Linked DNA regions of Homo sapiens: region 1 is linked to region 2. A link is a loop called in an ENCODE intact Hi-C map of the cell type or tissue named here. Cell type or tissue: GM12878. All regions are shown on one strand. Each heading gives the region's core, and the rest is flanking DNA. Links, peaks and the distances in the headings are about the cores only.

Region 1 (12,573 bases), core at 2,936-10,935, 430 kb before region 2:
GAGCTGTTCCCTATGAGACAGTGCTGAACCTGGCTCTTCAGCTGGGGTTCAGCTGCTCACTACGGAGTGCCCAATATGGCAAGGCCATGGGCTCTTGTTTGTTTGGCAGAGGCCAGCTAGCTGCAGAGTCATGCTCTTTCTTTAAACCCAGGTGGTGTTCCACAGGGATATGCCTTGTATATGATGAGATGTGAGAGTTGTGTGCCTAGCTCTGTGGCTGACCATTTTGATATCAGGCACATCATCTGTGGTCAGCAAAGAGTTACAGGAGGAAGGAAAGGGTAATAGTTAAAAATATGGATGCATGTGCCCAACAGTTTTGAGTTTTGTTTACTAATTCTTCATCTTTGTTTTAGTATTATTAACCCTATCATGTGCTTAACTTTCTGGTAGGGCTAAGAACACAGAAATAGTCCTCCTCTCAAGTAGTTCAAAGTCTAAGGGGAGAATTAAATAGTTGAAATATAATTTGGTATGTGCAAAGGAGGAGAATCTAGCCAAATGGGAGTGGAGTAAGGTGAGGGTATCAGCAAAGGTTTTGAAGAAGATATCACATATGATGTTTCTGGCAAATATAAAAGATAAATAGGATTTTCCAGATGAAAACATGAGACAAGCAAGCTCTAAGGGGAAGGATAAGCATGTGTGGCCCCTCAGAGCACAAAAGGGAACAGCCCATGAAAGGAAGGGAGAATACAGAGCGGAAGATGGGATGGGAGATGAGGCTGGAGAGAAAAACTGGCATCTTACAAAAAAGGGCCTTGCAAACTAGATTGAAAGAGTTTGGGGCTGGGCGCAGTGGCTCATACCTGTAATCCCAGCACATTAGGAGGCTGAGGTGAGTGGATTGCTTGAGACCAGCAGCCTGGGTAATATGGTGAAACCTCATCTCTACAAAAAAAATAGGAAAATTAGGCCGGGCGTGGTGGCTCACACCCATAATCCCAGCACTTTGGGAGGCCAAGGCGGGCAGATCACGAGGTCAGGAGGTCAAGACTAGCCTGATCAACATGCTGAAACCCCATCTCTACTAAAAATACAGAAAAAATAGCCTGGTGTGGTGGCGCGTGCCTGTAATCCCAGCTACTCAGGAGGCTGAGGCAGGAGAATCGCTTGAACCCAGGAGGCAGAGGTTGCAGTGAGCAGAGATCTAGCCACTACACTCCAGCCTGGGTGACAGAGGGAGATTCCATCTCAAAAAGAAAAAGAAAAGAAAAGAAGAATTAGCTGGGTGTGGAGGTGTGCGTCTGTAGTCCCAGCTACTTGGGAGGCTGAGGTGGGAGGATGGCTTGAGCCCTGGAGGTGTAAGTTGCAGCAAGCCAACATCGTGCCACTGCAGTCCAGCCTGTGCGATAGAGCCAGACCCTGACTCAAAAACAAAAACAACAAAACAAAATAAGAGATTGGACTTTATTGTGAATGTATAAAGGAGTGACATAATCAGCATTTTAGTTTGGAAGAAAAGCATATATAGCAAAAATAAATTGTATGGGTGAAACATAGAAAAAAGGGAGACCAGTTGCAAAGCTACTTGTAGGAGTAATTCATCCATTGAACTCATTTTCAGGGCATTGTGTGAGTGCCTGACCATGGATACCGATGGTACTTGTGATTTTTACACCTACTTTCTCAAGATAACACTATAGAGGGCAGGGCCAGTGCACACAGTCTGTCACAAAATGTGTATGATCAAGAGTGATGTGATATCCTTTGTCTGTTATATACTACTTCATCCTTTGCTTCTGGAGGTATAACATATGTGACCTTAGCAATTTTAGAAACTACATACAGGGAGGCCTGTGCTAGGAGTCAGGACACGTTGGTCTTGGCCCCAGTTCCATCACAAATTTCCTGTGTATTTAATGATAGTAATTTTAGTTCTCTGGCTTATTTCCTTCATTTCAAAATGAGAATGCCAGACTGGACAATAACCAAGGCCTTATCTGTTCCATAACCCTGTCAGTGTCACCCTACCTATGATCTAGTGATGATGGCATTGAAGAAGAGCTGGGAGAAGAACCGCAGGTGAAACTGGACATTAGACTGAAGTACTAATGATTGAGAGGGATTTCTAGGAATAGAAAGTATGCATTTGAGCCATACTAAGACATTTTAATATAGACCAGTGCACAAATAAAATATATAAATTTAGACTGTGGATAAATCTTCTGAGTGTGATGTTTAATAAATACTCAAAGTGAATACTAAGTAGCTTTAAGGAATAGAGGACATTTACTTTCTTCATCACTATGCCTAACACAGTGCCTTTCTCACACTAGTACTTGAGAAGTGTCATTTAACGAAGAGGATTTAAAACATTTTGGAGTGTAGTTGAACACTTAGGGAAGAAGAACACTTGTGGTTTTAGCTGCTTCTTGCAGCGCGGGTTCTCTGTGCCACAAAATCCAAGCTCCCCACCACAAGCTGGCGTTTGTAAAAATCAGTCACTAGTAGGAACTCTGCTAGAATCTGCATCTCCTGGGCACACATTTTAATATCATTTCCTCCTCGCAAACCTCTGCCAAAGGCTGCACTTGGAAACCACAAGTAAATGGAGAATGGCCCCTGGGAAGTAGCAAATAAGAGGGCCAAGCCAGGGTCCATTTCCCTAGAATTGAATAGGAAAGCCATGGGAGATTAAAGTGATTAAATTGCTTGGGGAGGATAATTCAAGGTGCCCCAATCTCTTTTCCTCCTCCACTTTATCTTCCCACTCCTTAGAATGAAGGAGATTCAGGTGTGTTTTAAATTGCCAAGAACTGCTTTCCCATAGCACTGCAAGTCTAGGAGAAGGAATTAGACTATTTTACAAGAAGGTGAATGCTGGTGTTTTTGATTGTGCAATATTCAGTGAAGTGAAGGGATGGTGCCACAGACAGAAAATCACTCTGCTGCCTCAGCATAGTTCCCTGTGTGCAGGACATACTGCTGGGACTGTGCTGGGGGAAGCTCCTGAGTGCAACAGGAAGCCAGGCATCTAGGGAGTCATGATCAAAGGCACAAACTCCTCCTTGTTACAGGCAGCCTTTAAAATAGACCCAATTAGGGCCTTAACTGGAAACCCAAGGGATTCCTCTGCCCCATGCCCGTTACCACTGCACTCTGCGTGGGACTTCTGCATACACACAGACTAGGAACAGTAATAATAACTTCTTTTTATTACATGATAATGAGCCAGGAACAATTTTGAGCCAGTGATCTGAGCACTGCCCCAGAGCAAGTCTGTGTTACATAACTACTACCTTTTTGAAAAATAGTCCAATAATCCCCACTGGGCTCACTGCATACTTCCTCAGCTTGGAGAATATGAACAATGTTAACAATAGGCTCTGGAAGGAAATGCTGAAGTTTATGTTATTAGATGGAGGAGACAATAATAATTTTAATTTGTTTCAGTATTAAATAATGTGTGTGTGCCCCTCCCCTCCATTGAGTTCCTCTCTACAAAAGTAGCCAAGATAAAACTTAGCCCAGGGGGTTGCTTAGTCCAGAATCTTATGAACTCTACTTGAGTGCACATGGGTTTTTGCCAGACACCTTTCATTCCTTGCTTTTCCACCAGTCTGATTTTGGTAACTGAGTGTAGTTAACATGGGTCGCTTACGAAGAAGAAAGATCTCTGAGGTCATCTTCTCCAGTGTCCTCATTTTACAGATGAGAAATCTGAGGACTGTAGAGACTGAACTAAATATGCTGTGAAGGACTTCAGAGTGTGGATGCCCTTGCTTTTCATAAAGGGTTCAAAACACTGTCAGTGTAATGTGGTAGTTGAAGACTGGGTTTGAATTCCTGGTTCTGCCGTTTACCAGTCGGGAAATATTGGACTGGTCATTTAATTTTTCCAAGATCATTTCATCATTCATAAAATGAAACTAATATTGTGACCACTAACAGGGTTAACTTGAGTATTACAAGAGATCATGCATGTAAAGCATTTTGTCCAATGCTCAGCCAGAATTACCATGTGTGTTATATGTTGGGATATCGAATGATGTCTTGAGACAATAGAGCTATAGATGTCTTGAAAGCAATTTCTTATGGGACTATGTATAGGTATATACAAGAATATATATACATAATATTAGCTATTTTATCACAATGGTTGGTAAGACAGCTGGCCTTCATAATGTAAGAATTTTCTACTAAAGGCAGGTTGTAGAATGCATTTCACTTAAAAAACATTATAGGCATTCACAGTAAACGTGGAATTTTAGCTCAGTCTGTGACAACATGGGCCAATAAGAACAAATGTTTGTTCATTTGTTTGAAAACTCAACATTTACAAGTCAGCCACAAAGAAGCAAACCACAAAAATGATATTGTGGAATTATTGCTGACAATAAAACTGCACATGTCATGAAATTAGAAGTTTGAATTTTAACAACTTTTAACATAGCATACTTCTAGAAGTCTTTGAAGCCCTGTATTGCTGGAATCAGTATGTAAGAATTATTGTGATGTTGTGGTAAACTCAACTTCATAGATTCTGCAAGGAAAGTTTGGTGGCTGAAACTTGAGATATTTAATGTGTGTTCACATAAACATAAATATACATGTATTTTCTTTTTGAATGGTAGATAACAGAAAAACATGACTGGCTGTGAGGTCAAGATGGAGATTATTTTATTACTGGATTTAATTTGAATGCTGTTGCAGTGTTAGCTTTGCCCTGATGAAGGAGTGGAATATCATGCTTTAGATAATCACTGGAGGCCCATGAACCTGGGTTTGAGTTTTCTCCACTTTTTGCTAGCCAGGTGACTTCAAAGAAATTACTTAAACACTCTACATCTCAATTTCACCAAAGGCAAAACGGGACTGATGCTAGCAACCCCATAGGAGTGTGGTGAGGACATACGTGAAGCACTTAGTGTTTGGCCAGGTGCATGGAGCTGCTGAATATGATCCAGTTATTAGCCATGTCTGGGTTATTAATATCATGTGTTGGTCATTCCAGGTTTTTCGGAAAGGACTGCAATCACTATAAATAGTTCAGTGAAGAGCTTGCCAAAAGACTAGATGATATGGTTTGGCATATGGAGAGCATCATAGCAGCCATTTGGTGATGAAACTGCGTCATGTATTTGGGCTTCACCAATCTCTACTGATTGTGTATATGTGTCAGGGCCTGACTATACCTTTGAGAATCTGCTGTCTGTTTTTTCCCCTCTGTCTTTCCTTTTCTCTTTCTCTCCCTCTCTCTCTTCCCAATCTCTCTGGCATCCCCTAGAATTTGCTAGGAGCTCACTGCAGTCACCAATTGATTGCAGGACCAGATCACAGGGTCTAGGTGGCAGTGTCTTTATTTCATTTAGAAAGCTTTTAGATAGATAAATAGTAATAGAAATTGCATTTTGTCTTGACTTTTTTTTTCTTCAGAGTTTCCAAATAAGCCAATCTTATATCAACATGGCTAAAACTAAGTGCACAACTCTGCCTATTACTAGCTTGGTTCCAGTTTTTAAAAAGTGTGTTTCTGGCTTTCCAAGACTAGTGACTTATCCTCTTTTCTACCTGCAATTTCTTTTTAAAGAAAGAATATCCAGAAGATTTAAGCAAATGGGAATTTAATTCATCAGATTTAATCTTATTTTCATGCTTAGATTCATAGCTTTAATCTGTAAACAAGCACATCATTAGGGAGATAGGTAATTACACAAATTAGATTGGAGAAACTTTGCCAGGGGAGATGGATTTTGTTTACCCTCATTTGGTTGGCACCAGAGGAATTTCTCACACAAAACTCCATCTTACGTGGCTAGAGAAGAGGAAAAGAGTGAAAAGTCTAGGAAAGGAATATGTTTGTCCCTGGGATGAAATATCTTGAAGCAACGAACATTTGTTCCAGCCTGCTCGTGGGGGTCAGTCTGCAGTGAGGGACAGCGGAAAGTATGGACCGCGTAGAGGCACTGAGGCTTCACTTACCCAGGGGCCTGGCACATACATTTTTTTCCTCAAAATATGTTATTTGGCTTCAGTGAGAAATCTCCTAAAATTTTAAGATGTACTCTACACATGAAGTGCACTTATGAACAATTAAATTGCCTTGAAAATCTTTACTCTTAAAAATAATTTCTAAGCCTGAAAGAAGATATTTTGTCCTCAAAGTGTGAATAATCTACATGAGAAATAAAATGTAAATGTGAACTGATGTCTCTGTCTGCCTATCTTAGACGAAGAATGGGTAAAAGATTGATGAGTGGTGTAGACCATCAACCCTGGGCACAGTTTACTGGAAGGTAGGATTACTGAGGGTTGGAGCAAGCAAGGAAAAATAGGAGGGGAAAAACTGTGTATGAAAAGGATGCAGTAAGAAAACACATTCTCTTTGGACAGATAGATCCTCGTAAAGAATAATAAACAACGAATCTGCAAAGATAGTTCAGATCCTAGTCACCAAGTATTGTCTTTCTCTTATGTACAGGTGGGGAGCCAGTAAATATTTTAAGTAAAGAATGAACTAAGGAAAGTCACATGAAAATAAGAATGGTTAGTCATGAAATTCAGAAAGGATTTAAGGGGTGGAGAGATCATTTAGGAGATAGAGGATTCATTCTTTTATTTAAAAAAAAATTAATTGACCACCTATTATGTGCTAGTCACCATACCATTTGCAGAAATGAAAATATAAGAGAAATTATTTTGGCTGTGATTATTGTGATAATAATGGAAATTTTTCCACTCAATAACTCATTTAACACATATAGAAGGCTTATTATATTTCAGGAACGTAATAGGTGTCAGAGATCCTGTAATGAACAGAATACACATGGCTTCTGCCTTCATGGAACTTGGAATTGAGTAGTTAAAAAAGCGTATAAAATTAACAGTATTGAATTTTTTTTTTTTTTTTTTGAGACGGAGTTTCGCTCTTGTTGCCCAGGCTGGAGTGCAATGGCATGATCTTGGCTCGCTGCAACCTCTGCCTCCTGGGTTCAAGCGATTCTCCTGCCTCAGCCTCCCAAGTAGCTGGGATTACAGGCATGTGCCACCAGGCCCAGCTAATTTTGTGTTTTTAGTAGAGATGGCGTTTCTCCATGTTGGTCAGACTGGTCTCGAACTCTCGACCTCAGGTGATCTGCCCGCCTCAACCTCGCAAAGTGTTGAGATTACAGGCGGAGCCACCACACCTGGCCTCATGCTCCCAATGGTGCATACTTGAGTAGTTTTCAGTTTTGGGACAGATATTTTTGCTATGAATATTCTTGTAACTGACACTATTGCAGAACTTTTGATACATTCTAGTACATATGGAGGGGATGTAGGCTAGTCTGGCAGGGCAGTAAAAATAAATTCAGGGAGTTGAAATTTGAGTTGTCGGGGATGGAGGATGCAGAGTCTGGTCAGAAAGAATGGTATACTATATGCTGACATCCAGGACAGGATGAGATTAGATTAAAGTGTTCCTCTAGGTCAAAAAAGACTGGGACCCAGTAGGATCAGTACAGTTGGCCTCGGAATGCTCTGGCACCTGTGTCATCCAGTGCCTACATAACACCCAAGGTTGGCTTCATCCTCTGCCATTCCTACTTCTCAGCATTCTCTAGTGCCTGGCTTCCAGGCTGGAGGAATGATGGCTGTGTCAGCAGGCTGGTAGCTACATTAAGGGATACCCTTATGGGAACCAAGAGTTAAAGGGCCCATGGGGAGCCTTACGACCACAGAGCCCCAGATTCTTCTGTTGGTGAAACATTTCCTTTCCAAAATGGAACACTGGACAAGATTTTATCTAGAGTAGGGGCTAGACTGTGGCCTTACATCTGTAGAAGATAGAGTGATTTGAGGGGAATTTGTTCCCAGATAGAGTTAGGTGGAGCTGACTGGTCCTCTCAAATTTGCAAAAGGAAGCAGGGGACGGAGGGGAGTTCTGGTGGAGTGCAGGGAGGCTGTCAGTGTAGACCGAATTAGCTACGAATGTGAAACCGGAGATCACATAGCGTGTGCTTGAAACCTGGTACTCCTGCTTACTAGCTGGGTGATCTTGGCCATGATGTTTCACCTCCCTGTGCCTCCATTCTCATATTTAACCTGGACTTAATAATCAATGTGGTTATGAAGATCAAATGATATATGTGAGGCAGTTAAAACAGCATCTGCTGTACCTAAGCACTTTGCAAGTGTTGGATATTATTGTTAATTCGGCCTCTCACTTACCAGTTGTGACTTTGGACAAGTCATTTTCCCTCTCTAAGCCTTGTTTTTTTTCTGCACTGAAACTCTGAGGTCTCCAAGACCCTTTACTACTGCAGCAAACCCACTGTTTTCAAGCTTTGATGGCTATGCAATCTGAACATGATGCATTGTGTTTTTGTTGTAGGCTATGTGGAACCCATAACTTGGCTCAGGAAAGTAAAGACTTATTGTTTGAGCTCCGTTCTCTCATTCTTTTTGGTTTTTAGGATTTCAGAAGGTCACTTGTATGAAGAAAGCCAGGACTTTTGTCCTCTCCCCTGCATATGGGTTCCAGAGTCACTCCTGTGAAAAGTCTTTGGTGAAAAACGTCCTCCTAAGTTTTGCGTAAATGGATTTCTCAATGTTGCCTCCTTGATTTTAAGTTATCTTTTCTTTTCATCCTTTTTTTCTTCCCCAATTTTTTTTTTCTACAACTGCACTCTTTACTACTAAACAAGGGCCACCTTTTCCTTTCATCTTGATGGACAATTTAAAAGAAAAACCAGAGGTTATTTATTTGAAAACAGGATCATAGCAAGAGGTGGGAAAGAATGAGAGAGAGATCAGGGGCTGCTTTCAGTTGCTATAACAACCATATGTAATATCTGTATTTTCTTCCCTCTTTGCTTTTAGTAGCTTCTCTAATCTGTCTTCTGGCTTTTGATTCTAGAAATCACCTGGGATTATTTTATGAAAGGACATGTGATTTTAATAATACTTTAAAAAAGAAACATAAACCCAACAATGGCTGTCTGGTATTGTGGGTCTCCTACTGGCCAGGCACTTTACTGGGTATTTAATATATGTCGTTTCATTATAATATTCTCTTTCTTCTACAAAATTGTAGAGAATAATGCTTGGACGTAATTGCTTTCTGGACAATACGGTGTTAATCAGATACACTGATAGCTGGAGCCATTAGGAAACTTCCAATGTATATTCTATATCAGAGCTTCTATAAGGAGCACCCTTCTGGATTGGCAGGTGCTGGTTAAGGAGGATAGTTTGATCAATGCCCTTTCATGATTTTTCCAGCAACTTGTGTTTATTTGATACAATTAAAGTTACGTTTGGTGACATAATTGTCTGGGTATATTTTTTCTTTGTTGAGGGGAATTCTGATCTATGTGTATGATACTTTTGCCTCTTTAATGCTTAATGAGAAGAGGATATCAGCCATTTTTATACTTCAGTGCATTTAATTTTGCATGTACTATGTGCAAAGCACTGTGCTCAGTGCCATCTGGGAAAGTAAATATAGTCTTCAGCCTTCTGGACTTCATATTTCAATAGGGGAGAGAGGCACATATGTGAATAATGCAAATAATTTTCCAATTGTTTTAGAAAGGACATAAAATCATTAAAAGAAACTAATGATCTTACCATAATAAATTATTTACCATAACGAATAATTACCCATGTATTTGTTCTTTCCCACAGTCCCCTTTTGATTATTTGAATTAAATTTCAAATTTGAAAAACATTTAGGAAGCTCCTATTATGTGTTAGGCCCTGTGTTCAGACAGGACAGATCCTCACCCACATGGAGTTTATGGGAAAGATGTATTTGTACATATTTACCTGCAGAAAAGCATGAGTGTCATTCCCACAGCACCTTTTTCTCCTTTCCAAATCTCTTCCTTGTGTGTTTCTTATCACAGGCAAAGCCATGGCCACTCAACTAAGGGCCCAGGACATCATCTGAGCAACGAGAGTTAAGTTTTTGAAAGATGCATTTGATTGTTGTACTCCCATTAAAATCCTTCCGGGTTCCCTATAGTGTATCTGGAACGATAATGACTTTTCCTCTGCTGACTTGTCCGATTTCTCATCCCACCCCAACCCTTACATTGTGGTCCAGTTACACTAAGCTACTGTGGAATGATGGAATATAAGTCTTTTTTTTTGAGATGGAGTCTCGGTCTGATGCCCAGGCTGGAGTGCAGTGGCGCGATCTCGGCTCACTGCAACCTCCGCCTCCCAGGTTCAAGCCATTCTCCTGCCTCAGCCTCCCAAGTAGCTGGGACTATAGGCACGTGCCACCACGTCCAGATAATTTTTTTGTATTTTTAGTAGAGACAGGGTCTCACCATGTTAGCCAGGATGGTCTCGATCTCCTGACCTCGTGATCCATCCGCCTTGGCCTCCCAAAGTTCTGGGATTACAGGCTTGAGCCACCGCGCCTGGCCGATGGAATGTAAATCTTAAATTATTCACTTTAGTTAGAGGTAGAAAGAAGGGAGGCTGGTCAGTAGGAGTTAAAAGCGTAAAGTTTAAAAAGTTGTGAAATATTTGCAGTAAAATGATAGTTACTTCTTGATGGAATTAATTGTGGCCACATAATTCCTTTTTTCCTTCCTGACATCAGTTTCTAACTCCCCCTGGTCCCCAACCTATTAGAGTGAAAGTATGCCAGTTACTTTTCCCAGGGCCAGGAAGACCCTCTGACTCCTTTATTGTCACCACTACTACTAGCACTGCTACTACTACTAGTAGTAATAATAGCAACAGTAGCAGTGCATAGGGAGAGAATTCTGACTCACACAGAAATGTCAGCAATTTGTGGCAAAGTTTGTTGGAAGCTGTAGTTCTGCATATGTTTTCTTCGTTCAGCAGTCTTTTGACACAGTGTAAAGGACTGCTTGAGTAAGCTATTTATGTTTGTTAGACAGACAGAAAAGACAGAAGAAAATCTAAAGTTGAAAGCTGGGGATCTGTTGGACTTCCATTCATTTCACAGATACAGCTAGATTTGTTTTTGGTTGGCACATTTCTAAAGTTCTGAATGTTAGAAAACTGCAACAGTTGTCTCCAAGTGCCAGCAGTTACATACATGCACCAAGGCTGGTGAAACAGACACAAGGGAAGAAAGTAAGAAATGCAATGAGGCTGAATTGTGGGTTCTTCCCACAAAGGCCTTCCAGCAGCCTGGGTTTCTAACTCCTGTAAAAACATCTTCTGTACCTGATGTTGGAACTCAGAAAATGATACCCCCAAATGTACTGCTTCAGCACACTGAGTACTCTGAAATAAAGGATATTGAAAGGCTTCAGAAATAGCCTCAAAATCAAGGTCTTTCTGACCTTCTCCGGCATTCTACCCTTCCCTCCTGAAACACAGGAGGGACTTTCTCTGAAGTTCCCTTATCTAAGTAAGGGAAGTTTTTTCTGCAGAAGGAATGCAGTTGTCTTGAGCCCCCTCCCTATAATATCAATCAAAAGATTAGCTCACTGGAAAGGAGACCAAAGGTCCATGGATCCTGTTCTTCTGAGGACTGCTGCCTAAAAAGCTGTATCCACCCAAAAAGACAACCTTCGTTCACAGTGCAGTTCCTCCCCTCACCTTCTCATAGTTTCTCTGCAGGAGCCTTCAAGCTCCTATTTATTCCTGTAGTTCAAAATTCTATTTAAAATTCAACCAATCTGGCCTTTCTTTGAATCTCTTATTTTGTCAGACTCTGTGAATATGAATGTAATAAATTTGTACGTCTTTTCTCCTGTCTAGTTTATTCCAGAGGCTGAACCTTCAGCGGGTGTAAGGAAAGTTCCCTTTGTCCCCACACTGATAAGGGGGACGAAACAAAATTGCTCTGACTCTTCCAAAAGTGTGATTGTTGTTTCAAAGGAAGGGAAAAGCTTGTGTGTATGTTGAGTTAGTTGTACAAGGTCTCGTTTTTTATTTTTTTTTATTTTTGAAATATATGAGAAGGGTAATAGCAGAAATATGGTTATACACATAGAGTAACAACGGGGCTGTTGAACGTGGTAATCTTAGTGAATCTGGTTAATGCTTTAACAAACAGACAATAATCACAATCAGCACATCGATTGTTTGAATGGAACTAGGCACGGAAGTGCTGCTTAAAATAGTGTGTTGATTTTCACATAAAGTAGGCCAAATTCTCTATGTTTACAGTATTAATTTGCTTAGCCAGCCCTTTATTTCATTGACAGTACGGAGATAAACTTCAGCCCAGCTGTGACTGAATTATCGAATCAAGAAACAAGTATTTGTTGTCTACTGTTAGCGTGCTAAAGATTGCTTGCCACCATGATGGGTACATGGTACAAATAACATCATAACTCCAGTTTTCAAGGAGCTTGAGTCTAGAACTAAGGAACTACTAATTTGAAAATTAAGTGCTATGTTGTGTAAATTAACATATGGCACCGGAATTAAGAGCAGAATGGGTGGGATAGTGCTAAACAAGAGGGGCTCTCACTGAATTTTTAAGAATAGGTGGGTTTGGATAGGAAAAATGTGAAATTGTCTATTCATAGCTAAAGCTTGGGTATAGGAATAAATAATGGGATTGCCTGGAGTTTATAAAACCTGACTGTCTTGAGGAGGTAAGGATGATGGGTGGGAAAGATGAGAGAAAAGAGAAAGAAGAGGGGAAAG
Region 2 (12,573 bases), core at 2,896-10,895:
CTGTTCTGAAATTAATCTTATAGCGTGTAGACACATCTAAGTAAATGTGCACACCTTCTCCCCTCACTCCCCCTTCCAAAAATAAAAATAAAACACCTGGAGAAGAAACTGGAAACTGTATGCTTTCTCCTTCATGAGCTAAATGGTTTCATTTCTTCCTCCCCACTTTCCACTTTTCATTCTTGCTTGCTTTCTTCTTTTCTTCCTACTTTTTATCCTTCTCTCTCTGTCTCTGTCGCTCTTTAACTCCTTCCCCTACTCCCTACTGTCTTTGTAAACTTAATTTGGACATGAGAGGTGAAGCTGGGTGGGCTTCTGGATTGGGTGGGGACTTGGAGAACTTTTGTGTCTAGCTAAAGGTTTGTAAACGCACTAATCAGTGCTTTGTGTCTAGCTAAAGGTTTGTAAACGCACCAATCAGCACTCTGTAAAAACGCACCCATCAGCGGTCTGTGTCTAGCTAAAGGTTTGTAAACGCACCAATCAGCACTCTGTAAAAACGCACCCATCAGCGGTCTGTGTCTAGCTAAAGGTTTGTAAATCCACCAATCAGCACTCTGTAAAAACACACCAGTCAGCACTCTGTGTCTAGCCAAAGGTTTGTAAGTGCACCAATCAGCACTCTGTAAAAACGGACCAATCAGCACTCTGTAAAATGGACCAATCAGCAGGACGTGGGCAGGGCCAAATAAGGGAATAAAAGCTGGCCACCCCAGCCAGCAGTGGCAACCCACTCGGGTTCCCTTCCATGCTGTGGCAGCTTTGTTCTTTTGCTCTTTGCAATAAATCTTGCTGCTGCTCACTCTTTGGGTCTGCATTACCTTTATGAGCTGTAACAGCGCGAAGGTTTGCGGCTTCACTCCTGAAGTCAGAAAGACCACGAACCCACCAGAAGGAAGAAACTCTGGACACATCTGAACATCTGAAGGAATAAACTCCGGGCACACCATCTTTAAGAACTGTAACACTCACCGTGAGGGTCTGCAGCTTCATTCATGAAGTCAGCAAGACCAAGAACCCACCAGAAGGAACCAATTGCGGACACAGAAAGTTATGTGATGTGCTTCTCAGTTCTCCATGATTGAGTGTGACTTTGTATATGATTTTCTGTCTTTACCCAACTAAACTAGGTTCTAGTGTGGGTTTCCAGTAGGACTTTCTCGCAAAACACACAGCCAGTGTTCCCCAAACACATCTCACATTCTCTCTTGCCTCTCTGCTCCTGCCCAGTGCTCCTTCTTTCTGGAATAATGAGTTATCCTTGTCATCATTCCAGGCAGCCTTCTAGGCTTTCCCTCAGCTTTTCCATCATGTCCCCATCCCTGACGAAAGTAATTCACTCTATAACATAGTCTGAATAGTAAAATAGTCTCTAGCCTAAAGAGGACTAAATAGGCCATGAAAGAATAACAAGTCCACAGCTCTGTGTGATACAAAGTGAAATAAATTCAGAGTCACAGGAAAAGTTTCTAGCACAGAGTAAAACATCTGTGCAGAGGTATGAGGATTAAATATTTCACCGGCAAGCCCATAGCACTTCCATTCATCCTAGAATGCGCTCACCATGCTGCATTGTAATTGGACAGTGAACTTTCTGTATTTATATTATTAGATTGGTGCAAAGGTAATTGCGGTTTTTGGCAATTACTGCAGTTACTTTTTGCACCAACCTAATAGTGTGCTTTTGTTTTCTCTCTCATGTTCCCAGTTTTTAGTTTCATGCTTGGCTAAATTTTATGATCCCAGAATTTTCCCTGTAGTAGTCATGGTCTCCTGAATGCCTGAAGGCCAACAATAAAATACAATATTTAGTCAATTACACTGGTCCCAAATCAAGAAATTTCACAGAAGAAAGCAATGCTAAATCACACTCATCATGCCAAGCTAGAACATTTGATGTAAGTCTATAATTTTCACAGAAGTATCTTGTCCTCTGTGTAGACTTTCTGGAACCAAGACTAGAATCTCACTTTTGACATTCTCAATTTCTAGCTGGTACATGTGACAGAGGGCACTAGAATCCTGATAGGAATTAAGTGTATATGAACAGCAGCGTGTTGACACGTGTGTGCGTGCGTGATGAGTGAGAACATTTAATACAGAAGTTTCAAAATAAGTAATAGAGCAGTAGAACAAAAGGAAAAGTTATATGCGCTTGTATGGGCTTTAAAATCTGTTCTGCTTTTAAACAGATTGCTTAAATTGCTGATTTAAATTGTTTCCAAGTGGAAACAATGAGGAATAGGTGAGTTTCAAAGTGCTTATGCTTGCCTGCATCGTTTCTAGCTTTGTTTATAATTAAACGTCTACAATATTAGGGAAAATTAAAGTATTTGGTGCTAAATAAACACTTGTTGAATGATAGAATGGATGGATAGAGTCCCAGAGACCTGTAATATATTTTTTTGCTGTGTTGGTCAGGCTGGTCGCAAACTCCTGACCTCAAGTGATCCACCCGCCTCGGCATCCCAAAGTTTGGGGATTACAAGTGTGAATCACCGAGCCCGGCCTGGATTTTAAGCAAAATTTAAGAGAGAAAAAAACATGTGATCCACTTAGCACAGTTCCTGACCCCGAGGAAAGGTTGCTCTGGTTATTTTGGAGGTTAGTGCTGCTGCTGCTGTTATCAATGAAGACATTCTGGGGATGGAAAGGTTTGTCTAAGCCCCAGGAAAAAGTTCACAGAAGAAGGTCCAGGAAGTATTTGGACTGAGTAACAGGAAAGGAAAAGGCTGTTCAAGCCAGCAGAACTCTGAATGAACATAGGGAATCAGCCAGGAGTTAAGCATGCTGTTTAGAAATAGCAGAAGCCCTCAAGACACAGACTTGCCAGCAACATCACAGAGCTTTGTTTTGTTTTGGCAGCAGTGGGAAGGAAACAGGTTTCAGTGGATAATTTATGGTAAAGATTTGTTGGATCTTAAAGTCATAGTCTGATTTTTAACATCCGTTTTGTTTCTAAGCTTCTAATAACTCTCATTATGTAAAGAAATAGTCTAAAACTGAGCTTGGTTGATGACCTTCTCAGAGTCACACGCCATGCTGGAGATGGAACTAGGACCTAGAAGATAGCTCCAACAGGAAGACGGAACACCTGCCACACCTGCTGATTGGCCCTGTGTGTTGGGTGCAGAGATGACTTCCACATTCTCCTTGTAGCCCTACTTATTTGGCAGTGCTGTCTGCTGCCTATGCAGAAGATCTGTATTTGTATTAATTATTATATAAGGAGAATATTTTTTCATGGTGTTTTTAAAAACGTACTTAAAAAATCTTTAACCCAAACAAAAATTGAATATAAAAAGAAAGAAGTGGCCGGGTGTGGTGGCTCACTCCTGTAATCACAGCACTTTGGGAGGCTGAGGCAGACGAATCACGAGGTCAGGAGTTCGAGACCAGCCTGACCGACATGGTGAAACCCTGTCTCTACTAAAAATACAAAAATTAGCCAGGCGTGGTGGCATGCGCCTGTGGTCCCAGCTACTCGGGAGGCTGGGGCAGGAGAATTGTTTGAACTCGGGAGGTTGCAGTGACCTGAGATCGCTGCCACTGTACTCCAGCCTGGGTGACAGAGTGAGACTCTGTCCTCAAAAAAAAGAAAAAGAAAGAAGCTGCCTCAGGTAGAAATATCCTTAGCACTTTACAGGTGGTTAGCTTGAGACACAGTGAGCAGTATTGGTGATTACAGAGAGAGGACTTAAATACCAACTACAGCTATCATTATGTGAGTACAGTCTAATCTGGCGCTAGACTCAACACATTTCAAGACTAAGGTCATCAAATGTCATAACTTCTGGCTAGATGGATATTGTTTGTTCCCATTTTCTAGATCAGCGTTTGGAGACGTGGAGTGATTTACTAAGCTAGCAGGCCTTGAGCCTGCATTTAAACCTCTGATCCTCTGTTCAAAGCCTACCTTTTTAAAAGCAGCTTCCCTTCTCTAGAACAGCACAGGTTTTGGGTGGATGGGGATTGCATTATTCTAAGCAGCAGCTGTTGCAGAGAGTGAAGATGCTTGAAAAGAACAGCACAGTGTCCTAATTACCTATGGCAAGGAAAACATCTGTGTAGGAAAAGTAATGAAATTAATTCTAATGTCTAGCAGTTGCATGCATTAATTGACATTAATTAATGCCAAATTACAAGATACTTCCTATGGAATCACATCATACACTCACCAGAATTGAATATGGAAAGAGTTCATCATACTTAATACTATTACAGCAAGCCCCAAGGGGGATGAGTGCTTGGTCCCTTATTATGAAGTGCAGCCAGTTTCTTTCTGTTTTCCATTAGGAGGAGAAAGGGAACAAACCAGGAACACTTTACCACGGGCAGACTGTTCAAGATGGTTCATTTCCCCTTCAGCTTGCAAATTTCACTTTGAGCCACTCAGAGCAAGAAGTGGTTTGAAGACCTCTTCCGGGGCTTTTCTTGTGTCCCTATTTTAAACTTGGTAATTCTCAGACCAAAGATAGGCTTATTGCACAGCTCAACAGCAATATGAGGCATGGGAAGTAGAGAAAGAACAAGCAGAGAGATTAGAGACAGTTGATCTCACAAGTCCATCTTGACTCCCCGCTCCCCTACTTGCCCGGCTGTAGAAGGGCTGGACTAGGGATTTGTTGTAAAGATTGCCAACTCTTTCACATTAGTGGCTCTCCGCTGTTGTTGACATCTCATATATATCTTTTATTTATTTTTCCTGTGCAAACATACATTTATAGATATATATACGACTTGCAAAAAAACTCAGGTCCATAATGCACGTATTTTGGTAACCTACTTTTTAAAAACTTTTATTTTGGAATAATTTTAGATACACAGAAAAGTCACCCAAGATAGTACAGAATACATGTACTTTATACCCAGCTTCCTCTAATGTTAACATTTTATGTAACCATGGTATATTTTTCAAAACTAGGAAATTAACATTGGAATAATATTACTAATTGGTAACCTACTTCTATAATATAAAATATATTAAGCATTTCCTCATAAAAGCAAGATTTTAATAGCAAACTCTAAATGTTCCATAGTTTATTAAGTTCTTTTTCTATTGTTGGCCATTATGTTTTCTCCAAAATTTTTTATTATAAATAACACTGATAAATATCTTTGTTGTTGAATCTTTGCATTGATCCTTGATTTTTTTCCTTAGATAGAATTCTCAGAAATAAACCCTAGGTCAAAGGGTATCTTTTTTTTTTTTTTTTTTTTTTTTTTTTGAGGCAGAGTTTCACTGTTGTTGCCAGGCTGGAGTGCAGTGCCGTGATCCCAGCTTACTGCAATCTCCACCTCCTGAGTTAAAGTGATTCTGCTGTCTCAGACTCCCAGCCAAGTAGCTGGGATTACAGGCACGTGCCACCATGCCTGGCTAATTATTGTGTTTTTAGTAGAGATGGAGTTTCACTATGTTGGTCAGGCTGGTCCTGCATTTTTAAGTATCTTGATTCATATTGCCAAATTACCACACAAAAATATTAAGGTGTTCTTATTTTGTATCTTGGGGTATCTGTTTGAACCTTAGATAGAAGCCAAAATATACTTAACAAAAATTGGCCCCAAACTTACTGGGATTTTTCATGCAACACAGTATACTAGAAATAAACCAAAGTTGGAGTCAGTCTAACCACGTTGCAACCACATACTGCCGTTTCTACACATCACTATTTTTTAGCTTCATTCTCTTTATCTGCAAAGTCAGTTGGTATACTCTGCAGTGTTGTGAAGACTAAACGTGCTATAGCTATGTGAACATGCTTCAGACTGCCTGGCTCACAGATGAACAACAAATGTTAAATTCCATCTTTGTTTTCTCCCTAAATTCCTTAGATTAATAATTTCTATATAGGTGAATTAGAAACATGAAAAGGGTATGTTATTATTTTCCATCTTATGTTTGTACAGGGTCTTAAGGAAAAGAAAAGAGCCATCAGACACTAATACAAATAAAACAAGAATTGTGTATGCATCAAGTCCTCATTAGGTGTCAGTCTTAAAAATTCTAGTTGGAAATTGTATTTGTAATTTGAAGGTCAAGACCTCCTAATCAAACTCTCATTGTGTTTAGCCATTGTTTTTGTTCATTATCTCACATAACAAGAAGCACAGAGGTTGGGGCAGCTTGAGGCTCAGTACCATCAACAGCTCAATGATGTCATTAGGAAATGGGTACTTTCCATCTAGTTGTCATACTCGTTATATAAGCTTGACTGTAAGACTGGCTCCTTTGGGCAACCAGAAACCTAGAGCCATTCACATTGAGACACAGTGTTTACAGAGGCAGAAGATCTTCTGCTGTATCTCCTGATATCTCTCAGATTCCCCTTAAAAGCTCTCTCCTCACTTCTCATGTACCAGTACTAGGTTTAAATACCCTCTTCTAAAACAACCAATGGCAAGTGGAGAAGGAAGGCTTGAGTAGGTTTAGAGTGACAACATTCCTCCTTGCATATGGGAACTTCTGAGTCACATGGAGAAAAGATGAGCTGACAGATCCGATATTGGATTTTTCAGCAAAAAGCCAGAGAACAATGGGTGTTCAGTAGCTCGCCAAAGAACCTGATTCAGAAATATAACTGGAATATTTAAATTTGGCTTAACTAGTCTTTTTAAGTGTGTTCCCAAAATTTCTCATCATTATGAAAGGTGGCAAAACAGAAAACAGAAATATTATCATTCTTAATCATAACAACTAACATTTGTATGAATTTGAGTTTCAAAACATTTAGCATATATGTTATTTTAATTCTTACAGCTAAAGTACAAGATAGTTGATATTGGCATCCTCCTTTAATAGATGAAGGAGGCAGTGAAATTGGCCCAGTTGTCCCATAGAACATGATGTTTATGCTTTCTTTTGAATAAACACAGAAATTGATCCTTCCAGTCTTCAAACTTGAGAAAGTTACATTTGTTTTATCCGAGTTCTTATCCAAGTTCCTTTCTCAGGAAACCAACCATCAGGCCTCCCAGGTATCATCAAGGAACTTAAGCTTACCAGATCACTGCATCTAGACAATGAGATACCAGACCCCTCACTCATCCTGATTGCCTAACTGACAACTTGCTTTCTGTTGACCAGCTCTTCTTCCTTACACCCCCTAATTCCTATTTTCCCACACATTGTTACATTTCTTCCCTGCTATATAAACTCCTAATTTTAGTTTGCCAGGGAGATAGATTTGAGACTGATCTTCCATTTCCTCAGCTGTGGCATCTGATTCAAGTCTTCTTCCTTAGCAATACTCATTGTCTCAGTGATTCGCTTTCAGTACCATGAACAGAAAAACCAAGATGGAACATTGGTTAGCATTGCAGTAACAGCAAGACTCAGGAAGATGAAAGGATTTCTTATGAACTACACAGCTAATAAATAAACCACACCAGAATTCAAGCCCAGTTCTTATCGTCATAAATCTCCATTGTTTCTATGACCCCCAAGCTACATTTTGGAAAACAGAAGTCACTTAAAAGCTGTAAAACAGTCTGGTGGAGTGTAAAATTGTGAGGTAAAGATTTTGTGTGCTAGACGGAGGATCGTTCTGGGAAGGGATAGTCCCAGAAACTGTCTTTAAGGAAAAAGATCCTGTGTTCTGCTCTAACGTGAAATTACAGGAATGCCTGAAAAAGGAGATGAGGAAGGAAGAATAGAGGACTCTAATTTAATTTTGGAGGTGGCTTCACCAGGACTAGACAGGTTAAAGCACTTGAGAGCTATCCCCATCTTCGGAAATGGCAGTGGGGTGAAGGAAGATGGTGTGTAAGGCTCTCCACCATTGTCTACTGAGAGGTTATCAGAAACCCCATCAGTCATTGGTCAGAGGGAGCAAGAGTGCATGCCGCCCCCTAGTGGCACTCTGCAGAATACAGGTAGGTACACATAAGTTCCTTAAGTAAAGGTGGTCCTGGACAATTCCGCCTTCCTAGTTTTCTTAAGAGAAATCTTTAGTGAATCCTTATATCTAGCTTATCTATCTCTACATACTATTCCCCACCTCTATTTCCTGTAAATAATCATCTTCTGATATTTTCATTTGGAAAAATAGAATTCTGCATAAGTCTCTGATATCTTAAAATCAAACCCACCTACTCATTAAGCATCAAAAACAAGTAAAATAACTCCTTTTTTATACTCAAAAGGATATATTTCAATAAGTGGCATGTTCCAACAAATATTCATTTATTGCCTACTGTGTGCCAGGAACAGTATTAGGATCTGGTGGACACAACAGTGAATAACAGCAACAACAACAAAAACAAAAAAGGCATTTGTCTTTATAGAGATTACATTCTAATGGGAGCACGGCTCAGTAAGAAAGAAATAACAAGGTAATTTTATATTGTGATAAATTCCATAGAAAGAATTAATAGGATGGTGTGTGATAAAGAATAACTATGGAAGATCCTCAGATGTAACAGTGAGCTAGCTGAAATCTAGAACGTGCTTTGAGAACAGCCTGGGGAGAAGCATTTTAGGCAGAGGGAATGCAAATGAAGAGTCTTTAAAGTGGTAGAAAGTTTGGCCAACTTCCTGAACATAAAGTAGGGTGGATTAGAAGAATCACAGAGAGAGTAGAAGAGATTAGCATGGTGAGAAGTGGGGGAGGTTGGAGGGTTGGCATGGTGGGTGGTGGAGAGTTTGAATTTATTCTCAATACAATGAGGCAAAAGGAGTTTTAAGTAAGGGAGTAACATAATCTGATTAGATAGAGGCCAGGATAGTGTGCTCAAAAAACAGGAATAGCCTCCCTGATAAAATGTATTTCCAGCAATAGCGACCAAACTGACGTAAGAGTTGTCATTACTGATGTTGTATTTATCACCAGGTGAGATCCAGGGTCTCAACTGATTCAATTGTAAAGTAAAAGCAAAGTCTTAACTCAAGGAACTCCTCCCAATTCGGTTTTGCTTTTTTTTTTTTTTTTTCCTGTCACCCAGGTTGGAGTGCAGTGGCGTGATCTTGGCCCACTGCAACCTCCGCCCCGCTGGGTTCAAGTGATTCTGTTGCCTCAGCCTCCTGAGTAGCTGTGATTTTACGTGCCTGCCACTGCGCCCAGCTCATTTTTGTATTTTTAGTAGAGACGGGGTTTCACCATCTTGGCCAGGCTGGTTGTGAACTCCAGACCTCGTGATCCACCTGCTTTGGCCTCCCAAAGTGCTGGGATTACAGGCATGAGCCACAGCTCCCGGCTCTGTTTTACTTCTAATGAATTATGAAAGAAAAACCCTTATCTTACTTAACCTAGAATCTTATAACCACATCATTTTTATCATTAGATGATGAATGATTAGATGTATGTGTGTTTTCCTCTTTGTCAAAGATCAAAGTGTGAAGGTGAAACCTACTAATGAGAAAAAATTGACCATGAAATCCCAAGTATTATTGCCAGTTTTTGAAAATATTTTCATTTGGGTTTGGGAGGGAAAAAAATAATTAGCAAGAATTTAGTATTCTAGGATATCAAGACTTGGTGGAAGCACCAGGAGATGATGTAGGTGGTATTGAGAGCAAGTGAGTAAAATAATAATGATAATAATTTAAATAATAATAACAATGACAATAACGTATTTAACAAAGACTGTGAGGCTTGTTTAAAGAACTGGAAATGGTGGCTGGGCGCGGTGGCTCACGCCTGTAATCCCAGCACTTTGGGAGGCCAGGGCAGGCAGATCATGAGGTCAGGAGATCGAGACCATCCTGGCTAACACGGTGAAACCCCGTCTCTACTAAAAATACAAAAAATTAGCCGGGCATTGTGGTGGATGCCTGTAGTCCCGGCTACTCAGGAGGCTGAGGCAGGAGAATGGCGTGAACCCGGGAGGCGGAGCTTGCAGTGAGCCGAGATCGCACCACTGCACTCCAGCCTGGGCGACAGAGCGAGACTCCATCTCAAAAAAAAAAAAAAAAAAAAAAATTGGAAATGGTAAGGGAAATATCAAACGTCCACCCTGACTGTAAATCTCTGTCTGTATATCCCCCTCAACCCCATGTTTTTGTTTTTGTTTTTGTTTTTCAGATTCACATTATCTAACTTGCCGAATGCAGAACTGTACAGAGGCCAACAGGAATCAGCCTTTTCCAGGCTACATTGACCCAGACTCTTTGATTGTTCAGGATCATTATGTGTTTGTTCAGGTAGGAAAAATCCACTTCTGTTGATTGTCTCAGAAACCTTTCTTTTCCTTGTTTCTGTCCCTTTTGCCTGCTTTACACTCCATTAAGAGTCAAAAAGAGAGGATGGGAGGGAGGGAAGGAGGTAGGGAGAGAGGGGAAAATCACTATCTTTTCAATAAAAGGATAATTAGTGAGTGTGGAATCTTCTATACTAACAGACTAGTCATGAATTTCTTTGGGCTGTGTCCAGAGGATCTTATCAACATGGGGTCATGAAGGCATCGCACAGAGTAGTGAGATTGTCTCTAGGATGATGCACAGTACGATCTGTCCCCCACACCTGCATTCCAAAGAAGCTCCCAGTTATCAAAGGGACTGAACAAATATGTCAGTCTCTTTCTATCTGGGAAAGGGTCAGCCAATCAGCCCCCTCCCCAATACCCACCTTAAAAGTGGAGAAGCAGGAATGGGAAGGGAAGCTGTGGGGTGGCTGGAGATAGTGGGAGGCAGAGGCCAGGGGGAGAGTAATCAGCTTTTATTGTCATGCACCAACTGTGATTAGAATAAAGACACTTCAGAGCAGATGTATTCAGCCAGGTTTTTCACCCCCAAGAGAGTGGAGAACAGTTTAAGAAGCTGACGTTTCCTGAGTTGTTAGTAGAGACAAGAAGCAAATACGCTGCACTGCTTTTCAGCATTCAAGGAAAAATTTAAGCTTGTTTGGACAATGCATTTTAAAACTCAGTTACCACCTTCCATGTTAAAAATGACAAAGGTACAATTACTAAATAGCTTATACGTATATATAAAAGTATACATATATATATATAAAGACCCATTCTAGACAGTATTACATTTATTTCGACAAGAAATTGTGATTTGGAATATTTAATTACATGCTTTGAGGATGCAATTTGTTTAAATGCCTACCACCCTGTGTACTTATAAAATGTTTCACATATGATCACACACATACACACACACACACACACACACACCATTTCTTTATTCTTCAGGGAAATTAGTAATTAATACTCTGACAATTTCAGCATCAAGTTGTCAATGGACATTCGAATAGTTACATGTATTGGTTCTGTCTATAATAATTCATTTCTGTATCAGTGCTGCTCCCAGGAACCTTTTCTGGTTTCTAATAACACTTTGTGATCCACATCTATGACTTACAAATGAGAATCAATTCTGCATTTGGAATTTCACACAGTCTTTACCCATGCCACCATGAACATCCTGTAACCCCTCACTAGACCTAAGAGGTCATCTGGCCACATGACGGTGAAGATGATAACTTTCCAAGTCACATTCCTAATGTGATGAACATGCGCATTTGTTGACATTCTGAGTATGCAGACTCCAGCTGTCATTGAAACTCCAGGCATTTAGAGGGGTTAAGAGTGGCTGTGTAGGAGAGAGAGAGAGAGACGTGGTGGTGCCCTTGACACTGTGCCTGCAGGTTGCTCATGTGCTGGCTGGAGACCACACCTGCCCTCTCTACCTGCCCTCTGTACCTTCCTGCCCTCTCTCACACCCACCAGGATTCTTTGGGCTGCATGCTTTGGACAAGATTGGAGGGGAACTGGCTGTGGTGGCACCTGCTTGTAGTCTCAGCTCCTGGGGAGGATCACTTGAGCCCAGGAGTTGAAGGGTGCATGAGCTATGATTGTGCCACTGCACTCTAGCCCTGGGCAATAGAGTGAGATTTAGCTTTAAAAATTTTTTCAAAAAGGCTGGGCACAGTGGGTCATGCCTGTAATCCCAGCATTTTGGGAGGCCGAGGCGGGCAGATCACCTGAGGTCAGGAGTTCGAGACCAGCTTGGGCAACATGGTGAAACCCTCCCCCCCACCATCTCTACTAAAAGAATACAAAACATAGCCAGGTGTGGTGGCAAGGGCTTGTAATCCTAGATACTCTGGAGGCTAAGGCAGGAGAATCACTTGAACCTGGGAGGCGGAGGTTGCAGTGAGCCGAGATAGTGCCATTGTACTCCAGCCTGGGTAACAGCAGTGAAACTTCATCTCAAAAAAAAAAAAAAAATTAAATTAAATAGAAGAGACCTAGATTGAATTTGGACACCAATCCTAGCCTGGTTTTCCATCTAATATGCCAGCACTCCTGTCTGTGCCATGTGCCCATAATCATCAGTGTAACACCATCAAACTGGAATTCAGTGCCCAGAGATGTGAGCCTCCAGCTCTGCCACTGTTTGGGTTGGGCCATTTCATTCTGATATGGCACAGGGACCTACTTGTAGGGTCATAGACTTGGGTCTAGAGACCTGGGCTGGTGATGGCAATCAGCCAATGTACCCCATTTGAAAAAAATAACTCAAAATGTTTTCTGGCATCTGAGTCACAGTGCAAACTTAAGAATTGTATTTTTGTCCAGTAGGTTCAGTTTGGGCCGCTGACCAGCTCATATGTCTTTATAAGTTGT

The links. Peaks named below come from ENCODE experiments on the same cell type or tissue, not always from the same donor. Only the 100,000 strongest peaks of a DNase experiment are listed, where the experiment ranks them.
Region 1: it touches region 2 in a loop (2.5-fold over the local background); 9 of 110 quality-filtered maps call a loop at or near these places.

Annotation. Positions count from the first base shown.
Region 1 is chr10:107,132,145-107,144,717 of GRCh38, reverse strand. The region is part of intron 1 of SORCS1 (sortilin related VPS10 domain containing receptor 1); the gene reads left to right. Among named protein-coding and RNA genes, the nearest start is that of SORCS1, 26 kb to the left of the region's middle. In GM12878, for the core only: no CTCF peak of the experiment used is centred there; no DNase peak of the experiment used is centred there.
Region 2 is chr10:106,706,791-106,719,363 of GRCh38, reverse strand. It overlaps SORCS1 (sortilin related VPS10 domain containing receptor 1), which reads left to right. Exons shown (of 26, transcript NM_052918.5): 7 at 10,023-10,141. Among named protein-coding and RNA genes, the nearest start is that of SORCS1, 450 kb to the left of the region's middle. RefSeq lists a silencer at 7,848-7,937. In GM12878, for the core only: a CTCF peak has its summit at 7,850 (motif pointing left); a DNase peak (open chromatin) is centred at 7,810.